Linked DNA regions of Homo sapiens: region 2 is linked to region 1. Evidence: chromatin contacts called from ENCODE Hi-C or POLR2A ChIA-PET data. All regions are on one chromosome and are shown on one strand. The core of a region is the stretch at or near the end of the contact, and the rest is flanking DNA. Distances in the headings are between cores, read along the strand shown. Region 1 overlaps LOC124904197 (a long non-coding RNA gene). Region 2 holds the start of GNG12-AS1 (GNG12, DIRAS3 and WLS antisense RNA 1).

Region 1 (3,232 bases), core at 113-2,612:
GAACAGTTCTTCTGATACTAAAGTCTGTGCTTTCCATCTCTGACCACCGCATGGGCCATTTTGCTCTACATCCTGATACATTCCATGTCCTTCATAGTGCCAGACCTAGAAAGTTCTGTTGGAGTGCAGAGACTCCCAAAGCCTGTGCCAAGTGCAGAGGAGTGGGGTGGGAATGAGAGAATAGGAAAGGCTTCCTTTGCCCCTCTTCCCCTCTCCCACGTACCTTAATCTTGACAAAAGCGGGTCACGGGAGGGAAGGGCAGGGAAGGAAGCAGCAGCTCTCCACTGGGAACAGGCCACCGGGGCTCCTTTTCTGACTCTGACTCTGGATTTTTAAGTCACCTGGACTCTGCAGGCCTCAGTCTGTCCACCTTGCTCTTCAGAGTGCATTTCCGTGATTTAAGACAGTGGAGAGACTGCAGAATTGTGGTCTAGTGAGAAGTGAGTGTGATCACTCCTGAGGCAGCGTCCCCATGCTCTGGAAGCTGTACCTGAGAATCCACCTGGCACAAGACACCTTTCCTGCCCCTCCCCTCCCCTCAAGCCCACCATGGGCTCAGAGATAATTTCATTTCAGGGGCTCTGGGCTGTTGTGACCTAACAAGTCATGACTGATGAAGCAAGGGAGCTCCAGAAACTCCACGTGAGGGCACAGACCTCCAAAACTTTCCGGAATTCAACTGCTTCTCACCAGTGTTAGTCTGGTCCAAGCCAGCATTGTCTTCCACTTAGATGACTGTAATGGCCTTCTATTGGTTCTCCCTGCAGCCACTTTGCCCTACAGCCTATTTGCCACAGAGCATCCAGGGTGATCACATGAATGCCTCAGACAGGCCGTGATGTCCTCTGCCTCAATCCAACAGCAGCATCCCTTTTCTTTCAAAGTAAAAGCCAAAGTTTTGACAAAGGGCTTCTAAGGCCATACACAATCTGCATGCTGTTCCTCACCTTCCCTGCCCCTCCCCCCGTACCTTTCCAACCTCACTTTCTACCTCTTTCACTCTCTAAGACATCTTCCTGCCTCAGGGCCTTTGCACAGATTATTCTTTCTGTTGAGATCATTCTTCTCTCAGAGATTCAACTGGCTCTCTCATCTCCTTGAAGGCTTTTCTCAAAATGCCACCTTCTCATTGAGGCCACAGCAACTATCCTGATTTAAAAATTCCACCCTCCACTTCTTCCCCCAACACAGCCAATCCTCCTTACCCTCCTCTGCTTTTTCCATGGCACTCATCCCTTTCTAATATGGTATGTAACTGATTTATTTATTTAGCCTATAGACTGCTTCCTGCCATGTGGCAGAAACAATAACACTCACCAAATATTCCATGTGCTTCCTCACATTTGCTAGTTTTTTTGTTGTAGGCGAGGCCATGTGATTAGTCCTGAGAGAAAGCATTGTGAGTCATTTCCAAGCTGCAGTACCTACAAGCCCATGGGAAGTTCTTCGGTTTCTCTTTCCTCTGCCATCACAACTAAGGAACCTCAGATGAAACCTCTTGGGCCCCTGAGTCACTGCATGGAAGACAATTGCCTTGTAGAATCACAATGGATTTTGTGTAAAAGAGAAATAAATAAAGCATTGTTTTGTTAAGCCACTGATACTCTGCACTTATTAATACAGCATAACTTAGACTTCCCTGACAAATATACCCCATTAGAATATAGGGTCCATGAGACCAGGATTGTTGTCTGTTTTGTTCTCTGATATATTTTGAGCACATGGATCAGTGCCTGGCACATAATAATCCCTCAGTAGATTTGTTGAATAAATGAATAGACTTCTGGACACAGGCCAGCATCCCTGACCCAGTCCAGTTTCTAGCTTCCTCTGGTTTGTAACAAATTCCCAGGACCTATGCTTGAAAGCTCCTTATAAGTAGGGAATAAATCGCAGTCATCTTGTATTGTCCCCAGTTTCATAAGGCCTTGTACATTGTTACTATTCAGTAAATATGGACTGTCTGACTGAATGACTGATAGAAATAACTGAGTACTAGCCCAACTCTCTCCTGCGGTCCTCAGGTTGAAAGCTCTCAGCAGGAGAAGGAGGATGGCCAGTTCTAGTTCACGTACTACTACAGTTTCAGCACAGAATATTGCTTCACCAAGAAAACTAAGGCTGTTTTGCCTGATCCCCTTCAGTGCCTCACTCTCTGACCTAAAATCTGCCCTCTCTCTGTCCCTGTGCTCATGCCTTCACTGCCCTCATCCTGTTCAAGGGCAGTCCTTGTGACTAAGCAGGGTGCACTATTCTTTTCAGATTTCTACCTCCCATTCATACCTCAGGCCAATATTTTCTGACCTCTAACACCACAGTTGTACTGAGCTTCCTCTCGGTGATGGCACCCAAGACCTCCTGATTGCCAAACGCAGTGGGATTTTTTTTATGGTGTGATGCACTGGAGACCTTCAGCTAATCTCCTTGTCACCTGCTACTACTTTGGCTCCCATGGCACCATCCTTTCCAGGTTCTGCTTACATCTCCTTGGCCATTCCTGTGCCTCCGTGGGCTTTTTTTCCTCTGCTCAGTCCTTCAGGGTCCTCCAGGATTCCTCCTCAGCTCACTGCTCTGGGCACTTGACACACTTTCCTCATGGTTTCAACAACCTCCTGGATACTGATGATTGCCAAATCTTTGTCTCCAGCCCCAGTCTCTCTCCAGAACTTTAGATGATTTACATATGTGCCACCTGGACAGACCCACCTGGAGGTCCCATGACTTGGGTGTCTCTTATGCACCCTCTCATATCCTCTTGGCCTCATTTCTGAGTCCATTAGTGGCTCTGGCAAGCGGTTCTACCCTGGCTATGACTCAATTTACACAGACAGTAACTTTTTTCAACAATTGGCTTAGACCACGCTTCGTGCCTTGGGGCTTCTCTGATGCCCCTGGATGCCTAGTCATTCTGGTTGCCTGTGGAAATGCCTAACACTTGGGCGTGTGCAACCCAGATTGGGGGTGGGGGTTGGGATAACACTTCATGTGGAATCAGGATTACTGAAGTACAAGAATCAGTGGATAACCGCTTCTCCCTCTTATCTCTCTCAGGTGGACAGTCCTGAAATGCAGCGTAAATGCTTCTTGGAGGCCCCAGGGGTCCAGCATCACTGTCCTGTGGCAGTGACCAATATGATACACATCCATTACTGGCTTTCCATTTTTCCATTTTCCTTTATCCCACCCTCCCTGATCCCTCTCTCCTGTTCTTGGGATCACTTCCCAGATAAA
Region 2 (3,479 bases), core at 287-2,786, 210 kb after region 1:
AAACATCACACATACACACACACAAACACACACACACCAGTTACTTTCTGTAGAATTTGAAATTGCTCTATCTAGCATTTCCGGAAGGTTCAAGCTGCCACCCTGCAATTTATCCAGTAGCCTGCTGCTTGAACAAGCTAGATAAATATCTAATAATTTTGACCATGTACTGCGTGTTAAGTCCAGTTTAAGTGTTTTCCAAAGACAAAGTTTTCATATACTTTCTGTAAAGCCCTACAGATAGAGACCATTATTATCCCCATCTTATAAATCAGACTGAAAAAGGTTAAATAGCTAATATTTTCATCTAAGTCTGTCTGACTCCAAAGCCAACACCCCAAATCACTGTTAAACAAGCTTCTCTTCCAAGTTAGGGCTCAGAAAAATTTACTTGCTTTCACAACTTGCCTTCCTAGGTTAAGCTTAAGCTGACATAAAACTCCAAAACAAAGCAAAACACAATAAATCACATAATTCTAATTTTAAAAAAAACTAATTTGATATTGGCTAACCACTTCCTCAAGTTTTCTGACCATGAAGCCCTTTGCTCTCACACTTTAATAAACCACCGATATTCTCTAACAAGTGACAACACAAATCCACAAATCTAATTGTTAGAGAGCTTTCAAGTAAGACTGGAGCTTTCTGGACAGGAAATTTTTATAATTCTATTTTTTTCAGGCTCTTGTGAAACACAGATTCACATTTTCATATATTTCTACACAAATCTAAGTGCTGTGTGCCCTGTTGGGGGTTCGATATCTAGTAAATTACATGAGTTAAATACAGCAAAAATAGGACTGCATTATTTATAAGGTCTAACGACGCAGTAGACTTTTCAGCATTTTTTGGACTTAAACCAGGGCTTTACGGCGCTGGTTAACTATTAGAGAAGGCAAAGGGACTGAACATTTTATCTGAAAGTCCTTTTATCACTTAAGACTCTGTAAAATTTTTGATTACTTTAAAAATTGTGTGTGTGAATAACGTTAGTTTACTAGAAAAGGGGCTTGCTAGTATATATAATTTGGTTAAAAAAACAAAAACAAAACAAAACAGCTCCTTACTTGAATGTGATTGTTTTGGCAATAGTAAAATTCAATCCCGTCGTTCTAGCGCTGCCTGCCTTCCTGGTTCTCCTAGGTGAGGGCCGCCATCCTGCGATAATTTACTTCGAGAGCTGCGAAGCGCTGGCAAGGGTGCAGTCTGGTGACTAGCACTTTTAAAAACAAAGCCAAACTCCGCTTTTAAAATAGAGAAGGCACAGACGCAGACCCTGCCTCTGACGACATCCAAAAGATTCATTATACACAGCCTATTCAGGCGAAGCTACAACCGCCCCAGGAAATATAAACTGTGTCGGCAAAGACAGCAGGGGGGAGAGGAAGTAACTGATGGGAAGGAAGCTAATCATGTGAAGTTTGTCCAACTCCACACGGTCTAATAAATTCCCGTTTGTTTCCGCTGGGAGCAGCCATTAAACGCGCCCTGACACGTGGGCGCAGGAACCTCCCTTCTACCTCTGGTGTTCAGAGATTTCCTTCTCGACCCACTTGTTTGTATACAACCACGCCCGGCAGGATGACCACCAGATGACCGGCCGCAGCAATGCCTCCACTCAGTCCCAGTTGGGCAAAGTTTCACTCCACTGCGGCGACGTGAACAAGAATCACGGCTTCCTTATCGTGAGTTATGAATGATTTAAGCCAAGTTTACAGGACACACAAAGCGAGGGACGAGTGAGTGACGGGAGGTGCTAAGTGACAGCGTTTTAAAGTTAGCTTTAATTGATATGCCCTAATTAAAATGAAAAACAGAATTCACCCTGCCCCACGGGATAACTGTCGGGGCAATAATTAAAAAAAAAAAAATCACCCAAGACTAAGCCTCAACCTCCCCCTTACCACTTGCAAATACAGTCTGCAGAAAAGCAGCCTCGGGTCCCCACTCGGGGGTCCCTCGCGGGGTGCGTCATATGGGCTCTCCCCTCTGCGACCCGCTATTTCCCTGCTAGACCCCCAGCGCCCAGCGGATTCCAAGGCTGCGCTCCCGCCGGCTGGTCCCGGGAGGTAGAAAGTAGGCAGAGGGGCGTGGCGTCCCTGTCGCCCCCACATGCCAGCCCTCCTCCAACGCCTGACACCACCACAAGCCACGGCTGGGAACACTGGGGGCCTCCCAACCCGGCGCGGGGCGCACGGCCGCAGGCTGGCGAGGAGGCAAGCGAGCTCAAGGGGAGACCTTTCCTTCCACCCCCAGCCCTAGCCCCAGCCACAGCCGTGGGGGCGGCTTCCCGCAACCTCGGGCGGCCGCCCGTCGAGGGCGCGCGCGCCGTTTCTGCCTCTGGGTCTCGGTGTCCCTTGGCCCCTTCCTCCCCCTCCCCCCGGTCTCCGGCGCCCAGCGCCCAGACCAGTCCCCGCCCTCCAGCAGGACACTCTTCCCTCCTTCCTTCCTTCCTCCGCTCCCTCCCTCCATCTCGCTTCCCAGCACCCGGGACTCGGAGGCGGCCCCCGAACTCGCTGGCCGACGCCCCGCGCCGCGCCCCGACCCCGCGGGGACCCGACTCACCACCCGCGCCCGCCGCTTGGTACTCACCCGCCTGCCGGTGCGCTGCCCCGCCGTCGCCGCCGGGACTCGGTCTCTAAGGGCTCCTGGAGACGGCTCCGACCTCTCCTCCTCCTCCTCCTCTTGCTCCTCCGGGCGCCGGCTCCGCCTCGCTGGGGTGGGCGGGGCGGCGGCGGCCCCGGGCTCCTTCCTCCGCGCCGGGCCCTGCCTCCCGCCCGGACGCCCTGGCTGTGCTGTCCCGGGCCGGGGAGCCCGCGTTGTGGCCCCGCAGGAGGAGGGGCGAGGCCTGGCCTGTGGAAGCTCGGTGGACGTCTGGTCGTCTTTGGCCATCCCCCTTCCTCTAATTCTCATGGAGGACCTGAAGTTCTAGGACTTGAGGGCCCCCACTCTACGACCCGCCCCCGCGCGGGGCCGCCCTGACTCCTCGCAAGTTTCCTTCGCGTGCGAACGCCTCGCTTGCCCCTGTGCCAGCGGTCCCCAGGGCTGTGAGGATGAGCGCTGCCAAACCCCTACACGAAAGTTTGGTTCTGTTCCAGAAACTATGGAGGAAAACACGCATAGTAACATTTAAAGGGCCCTGGGGCCACGGAGAGAAGTTTCCCAGAAAGTGGAGGTATAACTGCGGATTATAGAATTTGTAGTACATCCACCCACCATGAGCTTCCCGTCCATCTGCCCCGACCCCCTGAAATTTGTTTCCGAATGTCCAGTACCTGGCAGAGTTCTGCCTAATGAATTAATGGGATTTGGTTGGTCTTTTCTGGAAGGGTTCAAGGTCGGGTAAATGGAGGAGCCATTTCCGCTTCCACAGATTTTGTACTATTCCTTTGGCCATTCGACAGACATTACCAAGCACCCGCTGTGTACCAACTGCGATGCTAAAGGTGATGGGAGAGGTACAAAGATGAATCAGACAA

The links. Hi-C counts contacts between places; a loop is a spot of excess contacts on that map. ChIA-PET counts read pairs that join two places held with the same protein, here RNA polymerase II (POLR2A). Pooled maps may share reads with other maps.
Region 2: a map of endothelial cell of umbilical vein shows a loop between it and region 1 (3-fold over the local background). The contact joins the promoter of GNG12-AS1 here to the enhancer-like site in region 1. A Hi-C loop is called at or near these places in 1 of 168 maps with a recorded cell type or tissue (endothelial cell of umbilical vein) and 1 of 50 pooled maps. POLR2A ChIA-PET finds 5 or more read pairs at or near these places in 2 of 52 experiments (H1 and PC-3).

What each region holds. Positions count from the first base shown.
Region 1 is chr1:67,625,274-67,628,505 of GRCh38, forward strand. LOC124904197 (a long non-coding RNA gene) reads left to right here. Exons shown (of 2, transcript XR_007066160.1): 2 at 1,366-1,598. Among named protein-coding and RNA genes, the nearest start is that of GADD45A, 58 kb to the right of the region's middle. Within about 2 kb of position 1,363, at least 3 of the 41 ENCODE cell types and tissues checked have a DNase peak (open chromatin) inside an H3K27ac peak, as active enhancers do; they include PC-3, where a contact is called at or near this core.
Region 2 is chr1:67,830,752-67,834,230 of GRCh38, forward strand. It overlaps GNG12-AS1 (GNG12, DIRAS3 and WLS antisense RNA 1), which reads left to right and starts at 1,537. Exons shown (of 10, transcript NR_040077.1): 1 at 1,537-1,685. It overlaps GNG12 (G protein subunit gamma 12), which reads right to left and starts at 2,716. Exons shown (of 4, transcript NM_018841.6): 1 at 2,593-2,716.